Regions from separate parts of the Homo sapiens genome. Here regions 1, 2, 3, 4 and 5 are each linked to region 6. A link is a contact called in ENCODE Hi-C or POLR2A ChIA-PET data. All regions are on one chromosome and are shown on one strand. The core of a region is the stretch at or near the end of the contact, and the rest is flanking DNA. Distances in the headings are between cores, read along the strand shown. Region 1 holds the start of KRIT1 (KRIT1 ankyrin repeat containing). Region 2 holds the start of CYP51A1 (cytochrome P450 family 51 subfamily A member 1). Region 3 holds the start of FZD1 (frizzled class receptor 1). Region 4 holds the start of PEX1 (peroxisomal biogenesis factor 1). Region 5 holds the start of AKAP9 (A-kinase anchoring protein 9). Region 6 holds the start of SRI (sorcin).

What was found. A loop is a pair of places that touch in the nucleus more often than their neighbours do. ChIA-PET counts read pairs that join two places held with the same protein, here RNA polymerase II (POLR2A). Pooled maps may share reads with other maps.
Region 1: a loop to region 6 is called in a map of naive thymus-derived CD4-positive, alpha-beta T cell, with 25 times the contacts of the local background. The contact joins the promoter of KRIT1 here to the promoter of SRI in region 6. A Hi-C loop is called at or near these places in 1 of 168 maps with a recorded cell type or tissue (naive thymus-derived CD4-positive, alpha-beta T cell) and 9 of 50 pooled maps. POLR2A ChIA-PET finds 5 or more read pairs at or near these places in 1 of 52 experiments (A673).
Region 2: a loop to region 6 is called in a map of naive thymus-derived CD4-positive, alpha-beta T cell, with 15 times the contacts of the local background. The contact joins the promoter of CYP51A1 here to the promoter of SRI in region 6. A Hi-C loop is called at or near these places in 1 of 168 maps with a recorded cell type or tissue (naive thymus-derived CD4-positive, alpha-beta T cell), 1 of 37 single-sample maps with no recorded cell type and 7 of 50 pooled maps. POLR2A ChIA-PET finds 5 or more read pairs at or near these places in 2 of 52 experiments (activated CD4-positive, alpha-beta T cell and activated CD4-positive, alpha-beta memory T cell).
Region 3: a map of chondrocyte shows a loop between it and region 6 (10-fold over the local background). The contact joins the promoter of FZD1 here to the promoter of SRI in region 6. A Hi-C loop is called at or near these places in 1 of 168 maps with a recorded cell type or tissue (chondrocyte), 1 of 37 single-sample maps with no recorded cell type and 10 of 50 pooled maps.
Region 4: a loop to region 6 is called in a map of naive thymus-derived CD4-positive, alpha-beta T cell, with 22 times the contacts of the local background. The contact joins the promoter of PEX1 here to the promoter of SRI in region 6. A Hi-C loop is called at or near these places in 1 of 168 maps with a recorded cell type or tissue (naive thymus-derived CD4-positive, alpha-beta T cell), 2 of 37 single-sample maps with no recorded cell type and 11 of 50 pooled maps.
Region 5: a map of B cell shows a loop between it and region 6 (16-fold over the local background). The contact joins the promoter of AKAP9 here to the promoter of SRI in region 6. A Hi-C loop is called at or near these places in 2 of 168 maps with a recorded cell type or tissue (B cell and naive thymus-derived CD4-positive, alpha-beta T cell), 1 of 37 single-sample maps with no recorded cell type and 8 of 50 pooled maps. POLR2A ChIA-PET finds 5 or more read pairs at or near these places in 1 of 52 experiments (activated CD8-positive, alpha-beta memory T cell).

What each region holds. Positions count from the first base shown.
Region 1 is chr7:92,244,520-92,249,163 of GRCh38, forward strand. It overlaps KRIT1 (KRIT1 ankyrin repeat containing), which reads right to left and starts at 1,395. Exons shown (of 19, transcript NM_194454.3): 1 at 1,271-1,395; 2 at 383-652. It overlaps ANKIB1 (ankyrin repeat and IBR domain containing 1), which reads left to right and starts at 1,455. Exons shown (of 20, transcript NM_019004.2): 1 at 1,455-2,000. RefSeq lists an enhancer at 1,276-1,570 and a silencer at 1,501-1,890.
Region 2 is chr7:92,131,241-92,135,904 of GRCh38, forward strand. CYP51A1 (cytochrome P450 family 51 subfamily A member 1) reads right to left here and starts at 3,237. Exons shown (of 10, transcript NM_000786.4): 1 at 2,933-3,237; 2 at 534-632. The coding sequence starts at 3,124. CYP51A1-AS1 (CYP51A1 antisense RNA 1) reads left to right here and starts at 3,323. Exons shown (of 3, transcript NR_122110.1): 1 at 3,323-3,842. RefSeq lists enhancers at 2,572-3,398, 2,573-2,622, 2,783-2,832, 3,203-3,862, 3,399-4,225.
Region 3 is chr7:91,262,047-91,266,538 of GRCh38, forward strand. FZD1 (frizzled class receptor 1) reads left to right here and starts at 2,387. Exons shown (of 1, transcript NM_003505.2): 1 at 2,387-4,492. The coding sequence starts at 2,835. RefSeq lists an enhancer at 2,172-2,351 and silencers at 2,472-2,981, 3,072-3,131.
Region 4 is chr7:92,526,471-92,530,818 of GRCh38, forward strand. PEX1 (peroxisomal biogenesis factor 1) reads right to left here and starts at 2,050. Exons shown (of 24, transcript NM_000466.3): 1 at 1,837-2,050. The coding sequence starts at 1,965. RBM48 (RNA binding motif protein 48) reads left to right here and starts at 2,325. Exons shown (of 5, transcript NM_032120.4): 1 at 2,325-2,454; 2 at 3,006-3,196. The coding sequence starts at 2,344. RefSeq lists enhancers at 1,469-1,648, 2,249-2,628 and a silencer at 1,879-2,108.
Region 5 is chr7:91,938,236-91,942,993 of GRCh38, forward strand. AKAP9 (A-kinase anchoring protein 9) reads left to right here and starts at 2,627. Exons shown (of 50, transcript NM_005751.5): 1 at 2,627-2,912. The coding sequence starts at 2,865. It overlaps LOC124901698 (a long non-coding RNA gene), which reads right to left and starts at 2,616. Exons shown (of 2, transcript XR_007060431.1): 1 at 2,429-2,616; 2 at 1,615-2,329. RefSeq lists enhancers at 2,168-2,729, 2,768-2,917 and a silencer at 2,458-2,567.
Region 6 is chr7:88,218,222-88,222,754 of GRCh38, forward strand. It overlaps SRI (sorcin), which reads right to left and starts at 1,817. Exons shown (of 8, transcript NM_003130.4): 1 at 1,755-1,817; 2 at 638-721. The coding sequence starts at 1,805. It overlaps SRI-AS1 (SRI antisense RNA 1), which reads left to right. Exons shown (of 3, transcript NR_120517.1): 2 at 528-1,003. RefSeq lists silencers at 803-892, 1,540-2,039.

The sequences.
Region 1 (4,644 bases), core at 145-2,644, 4.0 Mb after region 6:
TTTCAAGAACTATTCGTACTTGACTACTTAAAATCTACATTCTTCCAGTGACATGAAAGAAGGAAACAAAGGCTTAACAGGAAAATAACAAAAGTAACTAACATAGGAAGGTAAAACTGCTAAGGGAGAAACACAGACAAACTGATAGAAAATGAGTAGCTTGAACTAAAATACAAGAAAGGTATAACTAGAGTTTGCAATATGTTTAGACTGAGTCTGAGATGAGGGTTCAAGTGAATAAGTACAGGAAACGTGGCATTTTGTTATATGGCTCACTCCATTCTGGAAAATGTTAGGCACAAATGATAATATGCTCCCTAAGTAATAAGATCTTATAAATAAAGCAGTGGAAGTGGTCCTTAATTAGGGGGGTGGCACCTACCTGGGATCACTGGAAAATATGGAGGGCATTTCTGGTTGTCACTATGACTGATGAGGGGAGATGTACAACTGCCATTTAGTGTCCATGGAACAGGTTTGCTAACATCCTCTTAGTATGCTAGACAGCGTTTGCAAACAGAAACTGTAAAGGCACATATGCACTCCAGAAGGGTAAGAAAATAATGAGGCTGAGATCCTGAGTTGGACCACCGAGATGAAAGACTTCTGGTGAGGCTAAAAACATGTAGAAAAAGCGATGAAAGCCAAAAACCTTAAAAGGTGGAGAAAAGTGTAGAGGCGAGAAGTGAGTTACAGGGGGAGAAGTGAGTTAGAATGACAAGCTGTGAATCCCTTTCCCTGCAATGACAAAAATACGTAATCACTCTGCCTGGGAGGTTTTTTCCTGCGCCACCACCCGTCAACGTCCACTACTGGGGAAAAACGTAAGCCTCTTTGCTCAAAGAGTTTCCACCCAAAAAGTGGCTATGGTTTCTCTGTAACTACATGTGAAAAATAAACTCCTTGCCTGGGGCAACTAGATGTGGAGATGGTTCAGTCTCCCACCTCCGTTTTCCCTCGCTGGAGTCGAACTTGCTCCTCCTGTTTCCCGAAGGACACCGAGAGGTCCCACCCGTACGGGCTGCCGCGAGTGCCTCTCTGGCCGCTACATTCAACTAAATGGGTGGGACAGTCACCTGGCGAGGGGGGGCAGGGACCGTCACCGCTTTCTCATTCCTCCTTCCCTCCTCCCAGGCACAGCAGCCCGGCCCAGCTTCCTGTGGCAGAAAAACCCTCAGTCGCCAAAAGAAAGCCGTCTTGAGGGTTCCCCCGCGCTCCCACCCGCGCCCCAAAAGCTCAGGTCTCTGGAGTCGGAGACCCTCCTGCCCACCTGCTCTTTACTGTCCTTCCCTCTCCTCGCACCTCAGCACCATTCACCCCTCACCCTCTCCCGAAACTACGGGGTCCCAGGTCTTCAAAGGCCTTAGCTTTCCACCCCGCCGTTACCGTGGCTATGAAATCGCTTCCGGGTTCACACCCTTTGCAGCCTCGCGGTTGGCGGTGAAAGAGCTTCCGGGTCGGCGGCCGGGCTGCTGCCGTTCCTGCTCCTTTTCACTGGACCTGCAGTCTCTCAGGGGCTGGTGGCAGGCGACTAGGAGACTAGGGTGGTGGCGGTGGGGGTGCCAGCGGCTGAGCCGGAGCCGGAGCCGGAGGCGGGGGAGGGGAAGAGGGCGGCCGGGGCTGCGAGCGCGCAAGGCTGGAACATGAGCCGGGCTTGACCGCGAGGCGGAGGCAAGAGCCACCGCCCCCTCTTCCCCTCCCCCGAGTGAGGCGGCGCAGCGGCCGGAGAGGGATGGGGGGCGCCCACCCAGTCTGAGCCTCGCCGCGGGCGCCTTCGGCTCACGCAGCGCTTCCCGCGGGCCGCCAGTGCGCACCCTCGGCCACATCAGCCTCCGCCTGGCGGGTGCACCCGGGCCGGCGAGGAAGGGGCAACCGTCCGGGTGGGTGGGGCGGGCTGGGTACCTGAGGTCACCAGCTCGGCTGTAGAGGCAGGGGCGGCGGAGGCGGAACTGCGGAGTTGCTGGGTCCACCGACCCTTACCCTCAGCGAGAGAAGTAACCGTAAGTCTCAGCTTCGCGGTACAGATGTGTTTGAGGCTGCCTCTACCCATTTGTGGCTCCGAGTTCAGAGCTACCTACTTCACACCCTCCCGGATCTACTAGGAGTGTGTCTGTCGCCTGTTTTGGAGCATTGTTGTTCTGTCTGTCCCCATCCCTGAACAGGCAGCATTCTCTGCCCTACAGGGCTTTTCTCCCAGCGAATTTGCAAGCCTCCGGGTCTCCGTGACGCGTCCCATCCTCCCCATCTGGATGCATCTCCTTGTCCCTCTGTCCTCAAAGGATCTGTGTCCTTCCTCGCAGCCTCCCCCCCACCCCCATCCTTTGAGACGTGGAAAGCCACGGGTTCTGCCGACCTCGGGGGCTAGAGAGAGTCTTGAGAAGCGGATGGGTAAAAGTGCTCTGCAGGGCTGTGATGGGTGGGGATAGGTGCAGATGGCTCCAGTGAACCTTTATTTTTGCAGCTTCTGCCACCAAAACAAAAGAATGGAGCGCTCCCCTGTATTCTTATTCTTCTCCGTATGTATGAGCTGTTTTTCTGTACGTAGCTGTTTGAGTCGCAGGAAATTGAAACTAGAGCTGTAATAAAGCATCTCCTGAGGAGATTTTGAGAATTAGTCTCCCAAGCTCTATTCACACGGAATGGCATATCGAACAATCTTGTATTGGAATGACCATTTCAGAAGAGCTTTACTGGTAGATCTGACAGATAAATGTAAAGATAAGAGTCTGCTGTTTCAAATAGTGTATTTTAGATACCTTTAAATTTTAGTGTTCTAATTTTCATCTAGTTCTTAATTTGTGAAGTATGTGGGTATGTGTAAGGTGTAAAAATCTGTGTATTGGAAGGTTTTGCTTTGTTACAAGCTTTTGCTTTGTTGCTTTTGAGACAGACGTTTAAAGATCATATTAGATTGTATTTGATAATTATTTTCAATCATTAATTCCAGAGAAATCTTTTTTTGTATCAGCCACTCACAGATGTTACACACCTTGGTGCCTATGACCCTCCTGCTGCTTAAACTGTGAATGTCTTCAAAGTATATTTTCAGATTTTTGAACTAGGCGTTTTTTCTCATTAGAATTTGATTTGCTTTTCAAACTGCTCCTGCAGAACTTTCCAGAAATTAGATTTAAAAATAATTTTAATGCTGTCAGTGATTGGACAATAGCTCTTATATGACTTTATGCATTTGCTACTTTTCAGAGCACCATAGGAAGCAAACGATAATTTAAGAATAATTTTACTGTGTACTGCAGGTTGTCATTCTGCAAACTACTGTGTAGTGTAGACTGGTAGCTTTGGTGTTTTGTGTTGCTGAAAAACATTGTCATTTCATTAAGAAAGATGGATGTGTTTAATGACTTTTCCCCCCAACCTCCTTTCAGCAGTTGATTTTGGGCTATTATCTGATTTGTAACTTCTCACTGTTCACAGATTTTAATTTGAAGTAGGCTCAGGAGATGTAGCTCCAACTCTGTCTCTGGAAATGTACTTAGCACAGAAGCCAAGCACTGTGCAGAGTTGAGTGTATTATTAAGGGTGTGGCTTTTGCTTTCTGTAAAATTGTTCAGTTTCTGAATAAGAGTAGGGTGCTATAGTGAGGTGATGGGCGCTATCTTGGAGAAGTCTTAGAAAAAATGTTGTTGATTCTCTTTTCCTTGGGGTAGGATGGGGAAGATAGAACTATATTTTCCTATTTCACTGTTCCCTTGACCACTACACCGAGAATTTTGAGTTTTCAATATGTAAGGAGTCTGAAACTGTGCCAACTGTGCTGTAAACAAGGGCTCTAACAGGTAGGTGACTCCTGAAACATGGGAGGGAAGTTTTGTTAGCCACTCTTTTGTACTCCTGTGGCACTGCCCACTTCTCAAAGAGTGGGTTTTCTTTCCTCTTTCTTTTCTGGGGTATGCACTCAAACTTGTGAAAGTGAAATATGTGTATTTACAACTTGCTTGTAGATAAAAGTGCGAGCTCATTTTCATATATAAGTAGATGGAAGAACTATGAATTAAGTTAATCTGAATGTCCTTGAAATGAAGTTGGAAAAGATTCCTCAGTGCTTTGGGTAATTTTTCCCCCATTGAGGATGCATATGACATTTATTTAGATTAAGTTTTAAAATATTTCCTTCAAATATTTGACACATTTGCCAAAAAGGATTTGGGAGTGGACTAAGTCATTATTAAAGAGACCAGTCTGTGGGAGTTTTTATACATTGATCTAAAAATGTTTAGGTTTTTAATTTACTTTTCAAAGTGACTTCCTTAGGGGGAATGGTAATTTTTGGATTCTCAGTTTATTTTTCAGATAACCTCAGACTGCCTCTTTCTTTTCCAGATACTTTTTTTCTTTTTTCTTTTCTTTCTTTTTTTTTTTTTTTTTGAGATGGAGTCTCATTCTCTTGCCAAGGCTGGAGTGCAGTGGTGTGATCTTAGCTCAGTACAACCTCCGCCTCCTGGGGTCAAACGATTCTCCTGCGTCAGCCTCCCAAGTAGCTGGGACTACAGGTGCCCGCCACCACACCCGGCTAATTTTTGTATTTTTAGTAGAGACGAGGTTTTGCCACGTTGGCCAGGCTGGTCTCAAACTCCTGAACTCAGGTGATCCGCCTGCCTTGGCCTCCCAAAATGTTGGGATTAT
Region 2 (4,664 bases), core at 1,987-4,486, 3.9 Mb after region 6:
TTAATATTGTGGAAGTGAAACAGTTAAGAGTGACAAGTCCAAAGCGAGACTGTGAAGTAAATGGCTTAACTGGCACAGGGAAGCTCATTAGAGAGAAGACGGGCAAATAATTGAGTAGCTATGGTGTCATGTGGGTCATTCAAGTGGACAGTGAAATCACAGAAGATGTATAGAGCAGGTTAGAAAACCCCACAGATGCATGGTAAAGAAAAATGAGGGTTAATTAATATCAATTTTAATGACAATAAGTGAATAGAAAACTCAGAACAGTGGCTTTTAAACCATAGTTGCCAGAACTACAGGTTTCCTCAATGGTGTCTCAAAGACGACCCCAGGACATGGGAAAAGCTAAAAGGATAGGTATCTATAAGACACCATCTCTTAAACCAGAGCAGTTTCCATTTTGTTTCCTATACTGAGGATATGTATATGATTACAATGTTTTTAAATGTTCTGCCACTTTTTTAAAAAAGTTTAAAAAGCACTTCTCTAGTTGTTTTTTTTTTTTTCCTCTAATTATTTGGAAGACTTACCTTCTCATATGCATTTTCTAGAAATTCAATTGGACTTTTCCCAAATGCTATGGCATGCCCAAGGAATGGAATTGGGGAGAAAATGTATGGAGGACTTTTCTACAAGAGAAAAAAATAGTAAATTCAATTCGTGTTTCATTTCAAGAGAGAAACCCAGTTTCGTTTCATGACCAAACAATTAAACAAAATAGCTATTAAGACTTCAAAAAAAAGTTACCAAAAAAAAAGGAAGCATCAGAAGTAACTTGAGAACAGCCAAATTGCAAATACCTCAAGAGAGTAGCTATTGTAGAAAAGAACAGAAACTCAAAACACGGTATAAGATAAACGACCAGATAAACACTAAGGCACTGTAAATTTAAATGATGGACACTGTCCAGAATATGTCCAATTATTATTGGTGTCTCCAGGCAACTTTTCTAACCATTAGTAGCAAAAAACCAAAAAGGTCAAACTACACTTGTCCCTTGGCATTTGTGGAGAACTGGTCCCAGGACCCCCTCACAGATTTGTATCCAGGGATCCTCAAGTCCCTTATATAAAATGGCAAAGTATTTGCGTATAACCTATGCACATCCTCTCATATACCTTAAACCATTTCTATATTACTTACAATACCCAATACAATGTAAAGGCTATATAAACTGTTATTAAACTGTGTTTTTTTATTTGTATTATTTTTTATTGTTGTGTTATTTTGTATTGGGTTTTTTTCCCCTGGGTATTTTAGATCTACACTTGGCTGAATTCCCAAATGTGGAATTCGTGTCCCCAGAGGGCCCACTATATTGTTTCTTCACTACTTACTACTACTACTACTCACAATTTTAGTCCCAGATACTTGCTTAAAGAAGGTATAGAAAAAGACAAGCAGTAACTTGTAGTATAGAAAGAAGGGAAATGTTTAAGAAGCTATATTTACTTCTCAGTAAACAATCAATCTCATGCTTCTCTCACTGCAAGTGAACTAGAGCCACTGATTTTAGAGTTTTTAAGAGAGTAGATCAGCTCTAGCAAGAACTCTAGCATTCTTCATAAAAGTTTCTTTAGATGCCACAAAATGAGACCTGCAGATTACAACATTAAGTATCCTGAAAATCAAACAAAATAATGAAAAAGGGTAATACTCCTCAATTCTCTGGTGGTCTCAAATAGAAAGGAGCACCACAACCTCACAGTACACCTCAGCTAATAGAACTATCTTTAAACACTAAAAGTAACTTTGTCTTCCCAGAGACAAATATCATTTCCTTAAAGATCCCATGTGTAGGAAAAAAATAAATAAATAAATAACTCTTTCTTATGCCTGGTATGGTTCAAACAAAAATTATTTTAAAAGCTACTTGGTCAAAAGTTTGTACATTGCATTGTCAGTAAAAGGGTAGTTTTCAAAAGCTACTTATTGCTGACTGTAAAAGGCACAATCAAATAACATTTGGGAGATTGAAAGCTAGGTTAATAAGGCTGTTAAATTGAAGAAAATGATTTTTTTTTTTTTTGAGACGGAGTCTCATTCTGTCGCCCAGACTGGAGTCCAGTGGCGCAATCTCGGTTTACTGCAACCTCCGCCTCCTAGGTTCAAGTGATTCTCGGGCCTCAGCTTCCCAAGCAGCTGGGACTACAGGCGTGTGCCACCACATCCAGCTAATTTTTGTTTTGTTTTGTTGTATTTTAGTAGAGATGGGGTTTCTCCATGTTGTTCAGGCTGGTCTGGAACTCCTGACCTCAGGTGATCCGCCCGCTTCGGCCTCCCGAAGTGCTGGGATTACAGGCGTGAGCCACTGCTCCCGGCCGAGAAACTGTTACATTATTAGCATCAGAGGAAGGCCCTTACCACACTCCAGTCACTACCATTACCACACTCTACACATCCTCCTTAATATGGGTATAAACCACCATTAGGGGCACTGCTACAGCCCACAGAACACTGAACCACACAGGGCAGCCTCCAGGATGACGGGCCAGCTGCCAACAGCATCTCCGTCAGGACCCCCACCAAGGGCCCCAACGACCACCGGGTCGTTCAAACCCACAGCCGCCAATCCAGCCACCGCCACTAGGGGCACCACTGCTGCGGTCAGTACAGACCGCTACAACCACAAATGCCGCAACCACGACCCCGTCTAGGATCAGATACACAGCCGGGGAGGCCAGCACCGCCCCCCAACACAAGGCAATGGCGGGTGCTACAGCCAGCGCCACCAGCAGCAGTGCCGCCGCCGCAGCCACTACTCCAGCCCCCAGCGCGCCTGCCACCAAAGCCACGCCAAGCATGGCCGCAGTCGCCCCCGCCCTTGCCATCCACTGAGCCGGTCGGGGCCACGGAGCCGCCCACGCCAGCCCTTCGGCCGCCTCAGCTGCGGCGCGCGCCCCACTCAGACCCTAAAGAATGTACGTACCACCCCTGCGGGCAGCTGGACCAGGTGGCCGGCGGCCAGACGGATCAGGTAGACCAGGCTGAGGGTGAAGGCGCAGGCGATCAGCAGCATGGACAAGAGGTTGCCGCCTGTCACCTTCTCCATCGCCTGGCCCAGCACCGACCCACCCGCCTGCAGCAAGCCCAGCAGCAGCATCCCAGCCGCCGCCGCCATTCACTCCGTCGGAAACACTGAAGGCCGAGGTCGCCACCGCTCCTCCCAATCGACGGAACGAGAGAAGCTGGCAGATGGTCGTCCACAGGGGGCCTTGCCCCAGGTCTCCTACTAAACCCAGCCCCACCCCTCGGGTCCCACGCGCGCCACCCCGTGCGTCACAGAATGGGGCGGGATGTTCCGCTGGCCACGCCCCTTAAATAACACTCTGTGAAGCCGTGGTCTTCTTGCGCGGGATAGGGCACCTGAGGAAGCGGGCTGCGCCTGTGGCACAGTGGTACGGGGCCGGAAGATAACTTACCTGAAGAGGCGATCAATCCCTGAGAATCGCGGGCGACCCGTTTTTTGTGTGCCCGGGTGCGGGGTGCCGGGACACGGCGTTGAAGGCGCTGAGCGGAGGGATCTCAGGGCGAGCTCGAGCGGCGACGGCGCGCTCTGTGATTGCACCGCGAGCGCCTGAGGTGATCTCGGCCTACATCGCGTCAGCGGGGCCTTGGGCGTGAGCACCGCCCCCTGTCCGGACGCAGGGTACTGGGGCACCTCGAACTGTGGCACCTCACCCTTCTCCGGGGCCACGTCTTGGGGACTCCGACAGCCCCAAATAAGCCCTCGGGGACTGGGGTTGTGAAAAGCGAGGTCGTGAAGACGCCGGCCTCATACCGAAGGGTAGGACGGTGAGGTCAGCCCCGTCCCACTCCAACTAAAATCAACCTGACAGGTATTAATATGCCACCATGAAGTTAACAAATGTTGGTGATTAAGTATGCTAGGTTTTACGAAAACAGATTTTCCAAAATAAATGTACATGTTTTAGGACGTCGCGAGCCGTTTGAGGCAGCATTCCCCAAGGACGCCACTTAGTCTGTAGGTTTAGCGGCTAGAAAGATTCAGAAGCTGAGTTCAGTCCTGCCGCCACAATCAATCTTCGCTCCTATGGCTTCACAGAAGCGTCTCCCATGACTACCAAATTTAACTCCTTCCAGATCACCCACGGGAGCACCTGACCGGATTCATTTATTTAATCAATGTTAAGAACTAGGTTTTGTGCTAAGCTAGGGGATAGAGCAGCGAATGAGACAAAACTGCAAGGCCCTGGGGGAATTAGTAGGAATATCCAGTGAAAGGGAAATTAATGAATTTTATAAGTATACTAATCAAGAAGTATATTCTTTTCCTTTGAGGTAGAATGTAATATAGCACCTCCCCTACCCAAGGCCTGGGTTAAGAGTATATTAACTGCTTATTTCTCCCCTATGCGTGGAGAGGCTTATCTGTGTTCCATCGTTTCACATTCCTTGAGGCACAGCGAGTTCTTGCTTCCCTCCCTAGCGCTGCTGTAAAGTCACAAAACTGATTAGCAAGTGTTACAAAAGCATGTATTCCCAAGGACGTAAGACATATGGTGTAACAAATGTAAGAGTAATTTACTGCCTTTGTTCTTGCTTCTGCAAGTACACTTCATGCAACACGTAACTCCCAACACAAACTGCTTAAAAGGTGATTGATCCCTTTGTTCGGGGCTCAGACTTTCTGGACCCTA
Region 3 (4,492 bases), core at 1,137-3,636, 3.0 Mb after region 6:
GGGATGGATGGATGTTTAACACGTGATGCTTCTTGGTAATTAACACATCAGAATAAATTCACTTTTCACTCAGCCTAGTCAGCTCGAATGACTTGAGAGAATAGAACACAGGACAGGTTAAATCTTTCCAAGACAGGAGTGATAGGAGAGAGATGGCTTGATAAAGTTCCTAAACATGGGATACTATCAGCAGAGGAATGAGCATCAGAGTGGAAAGGCTAGAGAAAAAGTGTCCCTGGGAGCCTGGGGGCCAGGATGCTAGAGTGAAAATGAACACTTATTGAACGGTTCAAAGGACTTCAGAGAGCTGTGCTTCCCAACCTCCTTTTCAATATCAAAATGTGTCATAAATTACAGTCAACACACGTACACATGCTCACATAATTGTGCATTTAGTACCTGTTGCTTTAAAAAAATGCTAGCAATCAAATACTTTAAAGCAAAAATGCATTTTATGAAGGTACTGCTTATATAAACATTTGAAAAACAATAACATATGTATCTGAGACAAACAGATGTCATTTTGCTTTAGCAGGTAAAGATATGACTGCACCTTCTTTATAGACACCAACATGCTGGGTAGTGAAATTCTCAGAGACTTGTTAGCATGTAGTACAAGTAACACCCATCTAAGTAGTAACCTTTATGTGTAGATGAATGTTAAAGCTTCCTAATGACAGCCTGCCTCAGGTGCCCTCTTTCAGTCACCCTGGAATCACTCCCTGCTTATGTGGGGAAAGTGACCTTCAATAGTTTTCTATTTTCTGTATAATTTGGCCCAAACGTTTTAGTCTGGATTAAAACCTTTTCTCCTGCCTCCCCTCAAAGTGCCTCAGCTACACTCACCTCTCTGGCCCCCTTCAGCAATTCAAGTGAATTTGAGCTTTAATCTTTTGCACCTTGCACCTACCTCTCCGTCAGAACCCCATTTCATCTGAGCTGGTTGCTTTCTATGTGCCTTTTTGGCTTTGGGATGGACACTGTAACAAGTGATTTGCATTTCTGTGCCTCACTGTACTATGCCCCTCTCTAAGGCTGGCACAGGTCTCCTTCATTTTATACTCTACGACCTAAGAGTGCTTATAGCACAATGGGTGGTTGGTATCTATTAAACAAATGAATGTGTAAATGAATGATAGAAAGTAATTGGTGAAAAGTACGCTGAGATAGAGTCTGATCACAGGCAAAAAAAAAAAAAAAATGGAAGAATTAATAGTCCAATGGCACTTTTCTTATAAAACTGAATTACATAGTCAAACCATCATTTAAAATAATCTTACAAGGAAAACAACATTAATGTGCGTCTGTTGAGACGGATTATGCTGTTTTGGAATTAGGAAGAGAATGTGCAGTTCGCTGTTTGCTTTCAGACTGTTTGTTTGTTTTGTTTATTAAACTGGCGTCTCCAGCTCTGCAGCCCAGCCTGTGGAACCTAAATGGCCCAGGTCCCAGGAGTTCCCATCGGAGCCGTGGGCGTCCCCAGGGTTTAGAAAGGCTCCCCAGGGGCCCAAGCTGCCGGCGAGTGCAGCTCCCGCCGGCGCCACCTCTGCGGTCTGGAGCGGCGAGGACGATCCCAGAGAGGCGCCCCCACTGCCTCGGTCGTCGGGTTCTTAAGTTTTTCTCTCCAAAAATTTAATGGATAGTTTTCTTTTGCTTCTGTTTCTGACTTGATTAAAGAGGCGGAAAAAAAGGAGTTTGACTCCAAGAAGAATGATAGTAGCAGAAGGCGCATCTGGCTTTACTTTCCAAATTCCATCAAAGTTTGTGTTTTGTTTCATTTGACAGCGATCCCGTGAACGTCTCCTCTGGGGAAATGGCGCGACCAAAGCCCGCCAAGCCCAGCCTGCGAACTGGAGGATTTATTAATGTAATATGTTAAACAAAACCTCGACAGACACAAACTCAAAGGAAACCGTGCGCTCCTTAAGTCAAAGGCATCTGTTCTGGAAGCAGAACCCGGTTTGCTGTTGGTAACCAGCGTTAAGAGCAGGATTTTTAAACATGATAATGGATAAAATAAAAGAAAAGCGAAGTCCCGCGGTCCTCTGACTCCTATTCATTATCTCCAGCAGCATATGGGACCATTCTCCTACGTATCCTCGCCTTTTTCTTCTGAAAAAGCAAAAGCAACCAAGCCTGTCCCGCTTCAGAGCAATCCTACTCTTTGTGCCTGAGTAGTGCCACCACCACTACTTCCTCCTCCTCCCGCCTCCTCCTACCCCGCCCTCCTGCCGCTGGCTTTCGCTCTGGCGAGGAGGCGGCCGGCTCCCTTTGCGCCGGGAAGCCGGAGCCGCGATTGGGCGACGGTCCCTGAGCCTCCAGTTCTGCGTCGGTTTCAAGGCTCCTCCCTCCTGGTGAAAGACAGACTACGGGGCGCCTGGAAACCGGTCCGAGGGCGCGCGAGGCAGAGGAGAGGGAGCGAGTTGAGGGATTGACACAAATGGTCAGGCGGCGGCGGCGGAGAAGGAGGCGGAGGCGCAGGGGGGAGCCGAGCCCGCTGGGCTGCGGAGAGTTGCGCTCTCTACGGGGCCGCGGCCACTAGCGCGGCGCCGCCAGCCGGGAGCCAGCGAGCCGAGGGCCAGGAAGGCGGGACACGACCCCGGCGCGCCCTAGCCACCCGGGTTCTCCCCGCCGCCCGCGCTTCATGAATCGCAAGTTTCCGCGGCGGCGGCGGCTGCGGTACGCAGAACAGGAGCCGGGGGAGCGGGCCGAAAGCGGCTTGGGCTCGACGGAGGGCACCCGCGCAGAGGTCTCCCTGGCCGCAGGGGGAGCCGCCGCCGGCCGTGCCCCTGGCAGCCCCAGCGGAGCGGCGCCAAGAGAGGAGCCGAGAAAGTATGGCTGAGGAGGAGGCGCCTAAGAAGTCCCGGGCCGCCGGCGGTGGCGCGAGCTGGGAACTTTGTGCCGGGGCGCTCTCGGCCCGGCTGGCGGAGGAGGGCAGCGGGGACGCCGGTGGCCGCCGCCGCCCGCCAGTTGACCCCCGGCGATTGGCGCGCCAGCTGCTGCTGCTGCTTTGGCTGCTGGAGGCTCCGCTGCTGCTGGGGGTCCGGGCCCAGGCGGCGGGCCAGGGGCCAGGCCAGGGGCCCGGGCCGGGGCAGCAACCGCCGCCGCCGCCTCAGCAGCAACAGAGCGGGCAGCAGTACAACGGCGAGCGGGGCATCTCCGTCCCGGACCACGGCTATTGCCAGCCCATCTCCATCCCGCTGTGCACGGACATCGCGTACAACCAGACCATCATGCCCAACCTGCTGGGCCACACGAACCAGGAGGACGCGGGCCTGGAGGTGCACCAGTTCTACCCTCTAGTGAAAGTGCAGTGTTCCGCTGAGCTCAAGTTCTTCCTGTGCTCCATGTACGCGCCCGTGTGCACCGTGCTAGAGCAGGCGCTGCCGCCCTGCCGCTCCCTGTGCGAGCGCGCGCGCCAGGGCTGCGAGGCGCTCATGAACAAGTTCGGCTTCCAGTGGCCAGACACGCTCAAGTGTGAGAAGTTCCCGGTGCACGGCGCCGGCGAGCTGTGCGTGGGCCAGAACACGTCCGACAAGGGCACCCCGACGCCCTCGCTGCTTCCAGAGTTCTGGACCAGCAACCCTCAGCACGGCGGCGGAGGGCACCGTGGCGGCTTCCCGGGGGGCGCCGGCGCGTCGGAGCGAGGCAAGTTCTCCTGCCCGCGCGCCCTCAAGGTGCCCTCCTACCTCAACTACCACTTCCTGGGGGAGAAGGACTGCGGCGCACCTTGTGAGCCGACCAAGGTGTATGGGCTCATGTACTTCGGGCCCGAGGAGCTGCGCTTCTCGCGCACCTGGATTGGCATTTGGTCAGTGCTGTGCTGCGCCTCCACGCTCTTCACGGTGCTTACGTACCTGGTGGACATGCGGCGCTTCAGCTACCCGGAGCGGCCCATCATCTTCTTGTCCGGCTGTTACACGGCCGTGGCCGTGGCCTACATCGCCGGCTTCCTCCTGGAAGACCGAGTGGTGTGTAATGACAAGTTCGCCGAGGACGGGGCACGCACTGTGGCGCAGGGCACCAAGAAGGAGGGCTGCACCATCCTCTTCATGATGCTCTACTTCTTCAGCATGGCCAGCTCCATCTGGTGGGTGATCCTGTCGCTCACCTGGTTCCTGGCGGCTGGCATGAAGTGGGGCCACGAGGCCATCGAAGCCAACTCACAGTATTTTCACCTGGCCGCCTGGGCTGTGCCGGCCATCAAGACCATCACCATCCTGGCGCTGGGCCAGGTGGACGGCGATGTGCTGAGCGGAGTGTGCTTCGTGGGGCTTAACAACGTGGACGCGCTGCGTGGCTTCGTGCTGGCGCCCCTCTTCGTGTACCTGTTTATCGGCACGTCCTTTCTGCTGGCCGGCTTTGTGTCGCTCTTCCGCATCCGCACCATCATGAAGCACGATGGCACCAAGACCGAGAAGCTGGAGAAGCTCATGGTGCGCATTGGCGTCTTCAGCGTGCTGTACACTGTGCCAGCCACCATCGTCATCGC
Region 4 (4,348 bases), core at 800-3,299, 4.3 Mb after region 6:
TTCATAATTATCTATGGCCTCTAACCCAAGAATTCTGGGAATCTATCCTAGACAACCAGAAATAAAATGATGTTTTCTAAACAAAGATGTGTTATTTTCAACGTCTGATTAAAATATAGTTTATCACTTCTAATGCCTAAAAATTAAGTACAATCTAAATGGTCAATCATAGTAAACAATTAAATAAATTATGGCAAATTTGTGCTAGAATACTAATTAACAACTTAAAATGATGACCTTTTAACAAAATAAAACACTCATAATAACATTAAATAAAAACACCAGGACACAAAACTGTACGTGTGTATACAGGACCTCATTTATGTTAAAAATAAAGATTAGAAACAAAACTGGAAGATTTGATCCAAACTGTCAACATTAGTCACCTCTAAGTTCTGGGATTATGGGTAACTTATTTTCTTGTTAATAATTTTCCATGCTTTCCAAATTTTCTATAAAACATAAATTCTATAAATTTATATAATTCATCGAGGAATAAATGTATAGATTTATGGAATCTATAAAGTAATAAACTTATTACATTGATAATTAGAAAGTAAAGTTGACCTATTCTGCTAATATGGGCTGAACAGAAACAGCAATTTGTTCCAGGGCTAAAGACATTTACATTTCAAAAAGATATGCATGAATTAATTCTTATAAGTACTTCCCGAAGGCTCAAAATTTAAAACAAAGATCAAGACCACTAAATTCTTAAACAGTGATGAATGTAAGGTAACAACTACATCTTAGGATCAAATTAGAGTTACTGTAAGAAAGCATTCCTACTATTAAGTGCAGATTTGAAAACATGTTGAAAAATCCCATCGAAGCTGACAGAGCACTGAACCAACTTCTACCTGGAACTTGGTGACAGTGACTGATTTGTCTCTAGCCATAAAGCCCATCAAAAACCAAAAGATTGTCTACTTAGTGGTAAAAAATAATAACGACGATGATAGGAGGATTCTGCTGAACTCATGTTTTCAGTGGACCAAAAATATCTTCCCCTAGGTATGGGGAAGTAACTCAAGTGGAAAGAAGGGATGCTTGAAATTATTGCAAACTCTATTCATTGCATAGATTAGCCACTGGTGGGTACCATGCATCCAGGATTTATGAGGATTTCAAATACGCCGTCCTTTTGCCCCCATAAGTACACTCAAACTCGTGAGACCATGTGCCTCTATTTTTAATTATGAAAATATGGACGCTGTATCTCCACCAGTGGTTAGAACTGTGAAACATCCTAACCACAACGTCCAGAAGGGCGACTGATCGCAGAGCTTCAAGTGATCTTAACTACGTTATGTGTTCCTAACACACTACAGCTGTGTTCCGCGTCAGCGACGCAGGGCAGAACCATCATTGTATTAACCTTTCCCGCTCATGGGACGCGGTGCTTAGTCCCCGGGAACCGACAGGGGCTCCGCCAACAACTCTGCGTCCCGCTCTCGCGGCCCGGACGGCAGCAGCGCAGGTTAACTGGAAATGGCTGGCAAGGAAAACACCTTTTAAAATAATAAAAACAAACCACTTCTCAGGAGCTTTTCCAGCCTGGAATAAGGAATATTTATAAAAACAGTGGTAGAATATTAGGACGTTTCTAGGTTCAGTTTCACCAAGTGAAAAGACCTGGGATAAGACGAGCCCAGGGCTGCACTGGACTTGTGGGATCCAGAGACTACCCAGAAGGGCCCTGCCGTCGAGGGACCCTGATCTCTGCGCGCTTCGGCGGCGCCCGGGTGGCAGCCGGTGTCCCGCCGCGTCCCTGAGAGGCTTCGGCCTCGTCCGACCCCAGGCTGAAGATCAGGTGGCTCGGGGCCGGCAGGTTACCTGCAGCAGATGCAGCTGGGCCACGAGACGCCGCGGCAGGTGGAGGAAGCAGTCGCGAGCGTTGGTGAAGGCCACAGTCACTGCCGCCCCGCCTCCCCCAGCACCCGCCAGGCGATCGCTGCCCCACATCGTCCCGGAGCGTCGCTCTGGGTTCGCCCACCCTAGCGCCGCAAAGGACCCGGGACCCGGCAGGCCGAGGACGTCGGAGCCGGAGGAGATCGATCGGCCCCGCCCCCTGCGGCCCCGCCCCCTCTCCCCGCTGCGCATCCTGCCGTAAGCCTGTAGTGGGTGGGACAAGAAAGCTTCTGTCACCCACCGCGCCTCTCCGCCGAGCCGCTCGGGGGCGGCACCTCGTTCATCAAATCTTCGCACGCAGGAAACGATGGCCGACGCTGTCGATTCTCCAGCCAATCCTGGCACTCCTTAACTCATCCCGCTCTCTTATTGGATAAAAGGGAGCTCAGTAGGGCGGATGTTGTCCTCCCTGCGAGGATCAAAGTAGGCAAGATGGCGTCGAGCGGCGGGGAGCTAGGGAGTTTATTTGATCACCACGTCCAGAGGGCGGTATGCGACACACGGGCCAAATATCGAGAGGGACGACGGCCTCGTGCTGTGAAGGTAAAGTGATTTTGGTTTCATTCGCTCTCCTCGGTAGCTTTATGTGAGTGCTAGCGCCATATGACCAGCCTACGGAAATAAAGGCACGACAAGGCTTCCGTCAGATCTGTCTCTCGTTAGAGCTGGCGTGAAGAACCCTCGGTCAGTTACCAAAGATTCTCACGACGCCTTTGGTCAAGTATTAGAACATCAACTCCACGAGAATAGGCCTTGGTTTTAGTCATTGGATCTTCTGTGTTTACAGTACTACTTGGCACAGGTAAGCACTCAGTGAATATTCGTTGAGTGATTGTTCCCAGTGACTTCTACCGACTCAATTTCTGGAAAAAAATGTCGACTGAAGGTAGTCTGTTATATGCCTTAGGTAGCCTCTCACATGGACTGTTATTCTTTATGCAGAAGGAATGGCAGAAATTTCATTTTGTGTTCTTTTGCTGACTGGGTTGAACAGATTATTTCTTGTTTTCAAAGTTCTCTTTAAAAAAAAATAGAGGCAGATTCGTCCTAGGCTTATTTGCGAAATACGTTTAATAACTCTGCATTTCTTTCAGGTATATACAATCAATTTGGAATCTCAGTACTTATTAATACAAGGAGTTCCTGCTGTGGGAGTCATGAAGGAATTAGTTGAGCGATTCGCTTTATATGGTGCAATTGAACAGTACAATGCTCTAGATGAATACCCAGCAGAAGACTTTACTGAAGTTTATCTTATTAAATTTATGAACTTACAAAGTGCAAGGTAATGTGCAAGTTAAGAAATGACTCATTTCCTCATTTCTTCCATTCATATTTCTGTCATTTTGGCCCCAAGTTTCCCTCATTCATAACTGAATTACCCCAAAACGTAATCTAGCATATCTTCCTCCAGCCTTTTTAAAAGTTAACTTTACTGAAACACTGTATCCATCACATCATTCCCATGCTTAACAATTTAATGTCCTGTAGCTTGGTAGAGTAGAAGTTGGGTTTGGCCAGGCACGGTGGCTCACGCCTGCAATCCCAGCACTCTGGGAGACCGAGGTGGGCGGATCACGAGGTCAGGAGTTTGAGACCAGCCTGGCCAACATGGTGAAACCCCCCTCTCTACTAAAAATACAAAATTAGCTGGGTCTAGTGGCGCAGGCCTGTAATCCCAGCTACTCGGGAGGCTGAGGCAGGAGAATCGCTTGAAACCGGGAGGCAGAGGTTGCAGTGAGCCGAGATTGCGCCATTGCACTCCAGACAGGGCAACAAGAGGGAAGCTCTGCCTCAAAAAAAAAAAAAAAAAAAAAATTTGGGTTTGAAGCCTGGGCGTGGTGACTCACGCCTGTAATCCCAGCACTTTGGGAGACCGAGGCAGGCAGATCACTTGAGGTCAGGGGTTCAAGACAAGCCTGGCCAACATGATGGAAACCCCTCCTCTACTAAAAATACAAAAATTAGCCGGGTGTGGTGGTGCGGACCTGTAGTCCCAGCTACTCAGGTGGCTGAGGCATGGGAATTGCTTGAACCTGGGAGGTGGAGATTGCAGTGAGCAGAGATCATGCCACTGCCCTCCAGCCTAGATGACAGAGCAAGGCTCTGTCTCAAAAAAAAAAAAAAATTCTGGTTTGACGCCAGGCACGTGGCTCACACCTGTAATCCCAGCACTTTGGGAGGTCGAGGTAGGTGGATCACCTGAGGTCAGGAGTTCAAGACCAGTCTGGCCAACATGGTGAAACCCTCACTCTACTAAATACAAAAATTAGCCGGCTGTGTTGGTGCAAACCTTTAATCCCAGCTCCTGGGGAGGCTGAGGCACAAGTATCACTTGAACCCAGAAAGTGGAGGTTGCAGTGAGCCAAGATCATGCCATTGCACTCCAGCCTGGGCAAGAGTGAGACTGTCTCAAAAAAAAAAAAAGAAAAAGTTG
Region 5 (4,758 bases), core at 1,377-3,876, 3.7 Mb after region 6:
TTGCAGTGAGCCAAGATTGGGCCACTGCATTCAGCCTGGGTGACACAGTGAGGCTCCGTTTAAAAAAGAAAGAAAGAAAGAAAGAAAAGAACTCTACAGGATCTGGCCCCCTGTTACTTTTCTGACTTCATCTCCTACTATTTCCCTTGTTTATTCCACTCTAGCCACCCTCACCTCCTACTCTTCCTTGAGAAGGTCCATCATGGTCTCGCTTGAGGGCCTTTCTTTGGATTTGCTGTACCCTCAACTATCTCCGTGGCTCTCTACCCCCACCCACCACCTGCTTGTTTTTTGGGACAGTGTCACCTGTTGTCTAGGTCCTTACTCTAGAGTGCAGTGGCACAATCTGGGCTCACTGCTTTGGCCTCCCGGCCTCAAGTGATCCTCCCGCCTCAGGCTCTGGAGTAGCTAGGACTACAGGCTCCCGCCACCACACCCAGTATTTTATTTTTATTTATTTATTTATTTATTTTGTAGAGACAGGGTTTCGTCATGTTGCCCAGGCTGGTTTCGAACTCCTGAGCTTAAGCGATCCACCCCGCTCAGCCTCCCAAAGTGCTGGGATTACAGGCGTGCACCACCCCGCCCAGCCTCCTCATCTCTTTCAAGTCTTTGCTGAAATATCTTCTGAAAGAATCACCTGAGTAAGTGAATGACATGACATGAATTAATGATTGGTATGACAAGTTATGACAGAATAGGTGCCATAAGGAAGAGTCAGAACACTAGTGCCCAATGCTTGCTCTTCTAATAGAAGTTAACACAAATCTAACTTTCAACATTGATTGAGCACCCATTATGTAAACTAGACATGTATATGATTGGCTGCTATCAGTGAAGGAAACATTGAAATAATCTTGTTGCTTTGGAAGGTATTCTTGAACATTCTCAGCACCTACAAACAGCTGACTTATTTAGTCACCGAGAAAGCAGTATCCTTTAACAAACAGGAATAGCTTTGGATACCCTGGGGCTTCCCCCTCCTAGGCAATCAGCATCTACACTCATAATCCCTCAATCCAGGCAGTATTTAAATCACTGCACTATTAGAACACTTAGTTCTAGTCCTTACTCTTAATTTGATGGGTGACTAAGTAAATCACTTATTGCCTCAATTCTTTCATCCCTATGATAAAATGTCTAATTTTACCTGGTTCCTAATTCAGGTTGAGATAACAGGACAATATGCACTTGGCTGTTAGAAGTTGGCAGAATGTATGCATTACGGAGCTTAAGAAAAAAATCTTTTTTAAAGCTAAGATTTCTAAATGAGGGCTATTTAAAACTCATCTTCAGTTTGTGGTAGACTTAAGGTCTTTATTATCTCCTTTTTTGTTTTTTAACCTCAATTTTTCACTTAACACCACTTCTACGCTTGAACTCATTTTAGCCTATTTTTTGTTCACAACTGCTAGTTTTTCAGTCCAACCTAGCTCAAAGCAACGGAGAAACATGATAAATCTGAGTAATCAACCAGAGACATTAAAATGTGTAGTTCACTCCAGGAATGGATGTGAGCATTGGAGGGCAGGGAGACGAACACAAAGGACTGAGGGAGCACATGTCGGGGAAACAAGGAAAGATAGTAATGTTAAATTTATAAACACTGCTCAATTCAATCCAAAAAGCGTTTATTGAGTGCAGAGCTCTGTGCTGGTCATTTTAGTAAAGCCAAGATGAGCAAGACTTATGATGAGTCTCTGTCATCAAGGAGCTGGGAGTATGAGCTGAACTAAGACGCACACAAATTATTAAAATATGGTGCAGGGTACTTAAAGGAAGTCCAAGGAGAAATAAAGCTGACATTATTCAGGACGTTTTAATATGTCAGGGCAGTCACATATATTAACAACCCTTCCAAAAATTCCAGGTAGGCTCAGGGAGGATAGGTAACTTGTCATTAACGCTAGAAAGTTAGTGTAGTCTGGCATTGTCCCTAACCGAGGTTCTAAAGCTCAGGCTCCTTTCAGAACACTACTGTTAAAGGGAAGCCCCAAAGAGTCGGGGGAGGGGACTAAGTTTTGACTGGATGTGTCTCGGTTGCCGTGGAGGGAACAAGAGGTCAGAAAAGCCATTTGGAGGCAGCGTGTGCGATGGGACTATAAGGATGAACCGGAGATTGAGTGGGAACCAGTGGAGGGAAGAGGGAGGGACTTTTCAGGCTAAGGAAGTAATAAGAGCAATTAGCTGCTCTCATAATTCTTGAGTCAAGCAGTTAATGTAGGTAGAAAACCTGGCGTCCGCCCCCCCACCACCCCCCACCGGAACTTTTCCGTTGGAGCTTGTAGGTGTTCGCCAATTTCACCATTAGGTGTGTTAGTTTTGTAACCTGAAGGAAAAAAAAAACTCATGTTTTAATAGCAGTGGATTCCTCGGACGGAGGGTGGGGGTCAGGCCAGGAGCCTCTGGCACACTCCGTCTCTCCTACCCCTCAGCTCGGCCGCCACCTGTGAGCCGTTGATGTGCGGGAAGGGCGCTCTCTACGGCGGGATCCTCGCTGGTAGGAGGCAGGTCCCAGGCCTGGCAAGGGTTGACCCCGGAGGGCTGGGCCGGGGCGGCACCCCAGGAGCACCTGCCCACGAGGCGGCTGCGCGGACAGACGTTCCAGCCCCTCCCGCCTCGCCGTGTGTTTACGTGGAGACGAAGATGGCGGCGGCGGCGGCGGTGACGGCGCTTCCCGTGCGGCTGAGGACGATCCGCCAGTGAGCGCGGAGACTGCTTCCACTTCGGGCGGGGGAGCGCCGGACCGAATCGGCTCTCTAGGCCGTGGAGCTTGCCGTCCCACCTCCGTCCAAATCGACCTTTCCTTTCTATCCCCAACCACCCCTCAACCCCTGTTTTCCCCTGCCTTCCTTGCAGAGGCCATGGAGGACGAGGAGAGACAGAAGAAGCTGGAGGCCGGCAAAGCCAAGGTAGGAGAGCCCGAGGCAACCGGGCCTGCGGTGGGAGGCGGTGGCTAGCACGGGGTGGGAGGGGGCCTGGGAAGCGGAGTTCGCCGCAGCCCCAGTGCACTGCCCGAGAGGGAGGTGCTGCAGGGTCTTAGGGTCTGCATCTCTCCTCGCCCTCCTCCTTTCCCCTTTTTCCAGTTGGGGGACAAAGCCTTGTGCTAGCTGATAATACTTCCGCGAGGATTGAATATTGTGGCTCCTTTCTCGTGAATGTCCAAATAAAACTCCCCTTTTACTGTATTGCTGTAAACTAGTGTTTAGTTGCTTCTAAACCTCCGATCTTTCATTTTTTTAAGGAGTTTTCTGGGTGGTGCAGGCATTGTGCTTTCCAGGGTGGGGATTTAGGGCTTTTCTTTATTGGGTTGGGGATTTGTGCGCTGATCATCAGCTTGTCTTCCTTAGGTAGCACGCTGGCACTCTTGGGTGTGTGTGATTGGCCTGTGACAGCTGTCTCAGCAGTGGCTTGTGTGTGCCACAAGTGCCAGCTGTGAACTTGGCTTTAGGGGCGTTTTTAGAAGCGTGTCTTTGTATGTTTGTACTTGAAGGTCTTTGTCATGGCATGCGCTTTTGTGTCCTATGGAATGTTAATGCAGTCTGTGAATGGAACTTCTGAGGACCGAAAGGTTCCATATGCCAACACCTATAGAATTCCTGCTTTAAATAATTTAGTTGTTATATATCTCTCTGGCGAATCCTGGTTGTGTGTGTGTGTGTGTGTGTGTGTGTGTGAACGGTTATGGAAAAGCCTGTAAAGCAAACAATACAATACACAATTATACACAGGCATCGTTCATTGGGCTTCATGAGAAATTTAACATATACAGAATATAAGCTGCGTAGCATATTTCTTTTAAAAATTACATATTTGAGCATATATTTTGTCTGGGCTCAAAAGCCCCCTTCCTCCCTTCAATGAAGTCTTCTTTTATGGATTATATTATTTTTAGAGATAATTGTTAGCAGTCATACTTGGACAAAAATTGTATTACAGGTAACTGTTTTTCCTCTCTTCCTTTCTCTTCTCCTCACATAAACAAAGGAAACCAGGTTAGTGATTTATTATCAATGAAGGGCCATACCGCAGAGATGCAGTGATAGAAGCTCAACACAAGTTTGTTAAATGAATATATATATAAAAACTAGCTTCATATTTCTAAAATATAGTTGACTTTCCTATAAGCTCCCTCTATTTAAGATCAAGGTTTAAATGCTTGTATATAGCCAGGTAAATTTTTACTTTCGAATCTATAAATGGTGGGAAAGGGGAATCAGGGTATCTTTAGAAGTCCAAAGCCTACACTTGTGCAATCTGAGGGGCTGAGCAAGCTCTATGCATCTACGGAAGTAGTGGAGGTGAAGTGTGTGCCCCTCCAAAAGCATTGAAGATCTGATTAGATGTCTTACTTGTCTGTTACCTCACAATTTTTATTGCCTGCCCCCAGAAATGTCTTTCCTGAATATATGTGAAGCAGTCCTACAAAACATGGTTTACTTTGGACATACACATTTCATAATAGAGGATTTATTTAAATTGCTTGCAGTTGTAGTTGATGTGGCAAAATACAATTCTAGTTTCTTTGTGTGTTTCTTTATCTTTCAGAATTCTATGTATGGGGTAAAAACCTGTTTAAGGTGAATTTTTGTTGTAAAAGATTATCTTCTTTTAGAATTTAGCCCTTTTTCCAGTAAGATATAAATCTATGAGACTTGTAAGGCAAGGTGTGTTTGCTGCAACATTAGCTATACAATATAAAAATGCTGACATTGGGAGCCTGGGGCGAGAGGATTGCTTGACACCAGGAGTTCAAGA
Region 6 (4,533 bases), core at 567-3,066:
CAATGTAAGATAGCACCTGTCATACAACTCAGAATGCAGACAAGTGAAAGGTCTTGGGGAGCTGACCTTAATTGCTTCTCTGGGTCAACAGGCCAGAACACCTAATAAGGACATGGAGGGGCTGACCTAGTAACAGCATCTGCATCAAAGAGAAACTACACTGTTCACAAGATTAACTTTCTGATACTAAGAAGGGAACAGTAACTTCCTTATTTAGAAGCTGGTGGGTTTTTACCATATTTCCTAAGGGGGTGAATGATTAGCAATCAAGTTCAACCCAAAGAAAGTGCCCATTAGAATCGAGCTATGTAATTACTAATATATGTCTTTAAGTTGTACAAACAAGCGTTTATATTTACCAGATCTTGAATTTTTTCGCTTGAAACCATCCTGGACCCTTTAATTCAACCACAAGTTTGCTTTCGAACTGAACTCACATAAATACGAGTAACACTTTGTCCTCATTTATTCTGAACATTCAGAAATAAAAAACTAAAATAAGAAACAACTTTTTTTTTCTTTTGCAGAAGCAAAGGGACTCAGTACCACAGGAAGTTCGCTTTTCTGTGTCACTATATCAAAAGCTACCACAAATGCAGACAATAACGGCTCTTTAATATTAAAGGGAAAAGCTAACCTGTCCAGCTACAGCAGCAAAGTAACCATACAGCGGATCCTGAGTTTGTCCGGGAAACGCAGGCCCTCCGGGAGCCCCTCCATACTGTGAAACAGGAAACACATACACGTCATTCTGCCGAATCAAGTTTTCTTCTTTCACCACTGAGGGCTTTTGTGCAAGGCCAGACAACTGCCCGCCTGCCCGCCCTTCACAAGGCTCACCTCCCCACCACCGGGCACACTCTGCCAACACTCCACCCCTCTCTTCCATTCACACCCCGTAATTTAAAAACTGGCGACTTAGACCATAAAGAGTTGCTGTGAAAGTGATGTCTACATATGTAAAGCAACTTTTAAAATCCCTATTAACCTGAAGGTTACTGAGGTGAGTGCAAACTAGGTAAGCCAACGAATGGCAGGGCTTCAAATTCTCCTTTTGTTGTTACAGCATTTATGGTATTTTAAGAGCGTTTTATGAACGATGGAAGGCTGGAGTTGGTAACATTCTGAGACGGGTGTAGCCTAGGGAAGAGTAAGGTGTCCGGCCGGGCTGTATCTCGTGGGTGGCGAGGGAACATTGCCTGTCTCGGAAACAGTTCCCAAGACAACGCGCATCCCAGACGCCCGGCGAGGCTGCCTTCCTACAGGTCTTTTACTTCAGCAGGTTTTCCCTTTTTTTCCGTCCCCCTTCTCACTCGTTTTTTGTTTGTTTGTTTGTTTGTTTGTTTGTTTGTTTTTTAAAGGGAGGAAGGTATATCATTCTAGAATAAAATGACTGTTGTTGCTCTGGGAGGCAACCAAGAAGGCGGGGGTGGGGTGGGGTGGGGGTCAGCCAACACCCAATTAACACGATTTCACGCCGCGTATCCGAGAAGCCGCAGGGTGGGCTTCTAGGGTCCCAATCCACCCTCACCTTGGCCCCGCAGGGCCATCCAGGAGAAGGGACGGGGAAACGTGGGGAGAGGCCGAACCCCAGGGGCCTAGGGCGAGGCCGCGAGCGCAGGGAGAAGCCGAGGGCGGAAGGAGCCCGGGTAGCCGCCCAGCAGCGCCTCACCCCGCTGGCCGCAGCATCTCCAAGGTGGCCTCTTAGCGCCCCGGAGCCGCCTGGGCCGCGATCCCGCGCAGTCAGCACTTACCCCGCCTGGGTAGTACCCGCCGCCGGCGCCAGGATGCCCCGGGTACGCCATGCTGCAGACTGCGCCGCAGCCGCCCTCGCCCTGTGCGCCAGGCCTCTCCGCCCCCTGCCCCGCCCCGCCCTGCCGCTAGGGGGCCGCCCCAGAGCGCACCACGCGGGCGTGGGGGACGCGCTCCGCAGTCGTCTCCAGCTCTTGCCTGTGCGCGCGGCCGTGGCTCCCCTGCCTGCGCGCTTCTTCGTATCTTTGCCATTACGGCGCTAATGCAGTGCACGACTGAAGGTCCAGTGGCGGCCTACGACCTGCGAGGCAATTCACACCAGGGACTTTCCTCCCTCCAAAACTAATGGCACATTCCAACACCAATACACCACCCCAGGAATTCTTTTTTTTTTTTTTTCCTTCGGACTTGGCTATTATCTGGCACATTTCTTATTTTAAACAACTTTATTGGACAGGACGGAGCTATTATAAGCGGAGCGCACCATCGCGAGGCAGGGGCTGGATGCGTTAGGGCAAGCCTTAGGTGCCAGTGGGTGAAGGAGTCTTTGAAAGATGGAAATACGAAAGCGCCCTTGGAAAATAAGAATTAACTTGACGAACTGTGTGCAAGGGAGAGTTTGGCTTGCTGTTGGTTGCAGAGTTCACTGAACGACAACGGCGTATTTCCTTCCTAGGGGACAATTCCTTGCCTGTTTAAGCTGAGCGTGACTTGTGTCCTGAGTAGGACAGAGGGCATTTTCCGGGCAGGACAGACTCACACATATCGTTCTTAGGAAAATGAATTGTTTGAATTATCTGGATGATTCAGACAAAACAATCCATTTCCCTAAAAGTATTCAGCTACTTTTTATATAAGAAAAGTTTAGAACAAACTAATAGTGTACTGGTAAGTATTCAGGAAGATAAGAGATAGGAACTTCTATGTAGGTTATTCTTCTTTACTTCATATATTTTTCTATCTTCCAGTTGAATAGTCCGAAGCAATTCAGGCGTGAGCTTTTTGTTTTGTTTTGTGTAATTTCAATGACAGAAAATTGCTTGCCCTTCACTGTTAAGGACTAGACTTAATGATTTCCTGAATTTTAACGTATTGAGAAACGCATTAATAAGCAAGATTCACAGTATTTGTTGTGGAGGTTGCACAGAAACATTTAAAGGGTCATCAACATTTCACAAATATTGGAGCACCCGCCAATGTGGTACTGTGCTTTTTCGCTGTGGTGGACGGGCTTCCTCCATTCTAAATTCGTGGGCTATTGTCCTCATTCGGTTCATTGTTTTTCTCTTGTGTGTAACTTCCCTCGCAAGCCCTTTTGAAAACCAAAGTCCGAATTGTGAGAAAAATTCTAATAGTCCCTGTTGTGGCATAGCAAAGACACTGCATGTTGCCTGTTTTGTGTTTGATTCAGGAAGCAGGTTACTGTTTTCAATCATCAAGGTAGCAATCATCAAGGTAGATGAGACATCTAATGAGTCCCCTGGTCTCTCTTTGGAAGCCTGTTTCTTCAGAAAGAGGTAACCGACTATAAAGAGTAGATGTCAGGGCCGAACTCGATGTTGAGTACAAGCTCAAGACTCAAGTTTGAAAGAAGTATAAAGCATATAAAATATTTTTAAGTACTGCAGAATTAGCTTCGTGGATAAACGGCTATACGAATTGGCATATCAGTTGTCCTTAGACATCTTCCCACTGCTTTACTGCTAAAGAATTGAATTTTTTTTTTAATTACACTTTAAGTTTTAGGGTACATGTGAACATTGTGCAGGTTGGTTACATATGTATACATGTGCCATGCTGGTGCGCTGCACCCACTAACTCGTCATCTAGCATTAGGTATATCTCCCAATGCTATCCCTCTCCCCTCCCCCCACCCCACCACAGTCCCTAGAGTGTGATATTCCCCTTCCTGTGTCCATGTGATCTCATCGTTCAGTTCCCACCTATGAGTGAGAATATGCGGTGTTTGGTTTTTTGGTCTTGCGATAGTTTACTGAGAATGATGATTTCCAATTTCATCCATGTCCCTACAAAGGACATGAACTCATCATTTTTTATGGCTGCATAGTATTCCATGGTGTATATGTGCCACATTTTCTTAATCCAGTCTATCATTGTTGGACATTTGGGTTGGTTCCAAGTCTTTGCTATTGTGAATAATGCCGCAATAAACATACGTGTGCATGTGTCTTTATAGCAGCATGATTTATAGTCCTTTGGGTATATACCCAGTAATGGGATGGCGGGTCAAATGGTAATTCTAGTTCTAGATCCCTGAGGAATCGCCACACTGACTTCCACAATGGTTGAACTAGTTTACAGTCCCACCAACAGTGTAAAAGTGTTCCTATTTCTCCACATCCTCTCCAGCACCTGTTGTTTCCTGACTTTTTAATGATTGCCATTCTAACTGGTGTGAGATGGTATCTCATAGTGGTTTTGATTTGCATTTCTCTGATGGCCAGTGATGATGAGCATTTTTTCATGTGTTTTTTGGCTGCATAAATGTCTTCTTTTGAGAAGTGTCTGTTCATGTCCTTCGCCCACTTTTTGATGGGGTTGTTTGTTTTTTTCTTGTAAATTTGTTTGAGTTCACTGTAGATTCTGGATATTAGCCCTCAAACTATACTACAAGGCTACAGTAACCAAAACAGCATGGTACTGGTACCAAAACAGAGATATAGATCAATGGAACAGAACAAAGCCCTCAGAAATAACGCCGCATACCTACAACTATCTGATCTTTGACAAACCTGACAAAAAGAAGAAATGGGGAAAGGA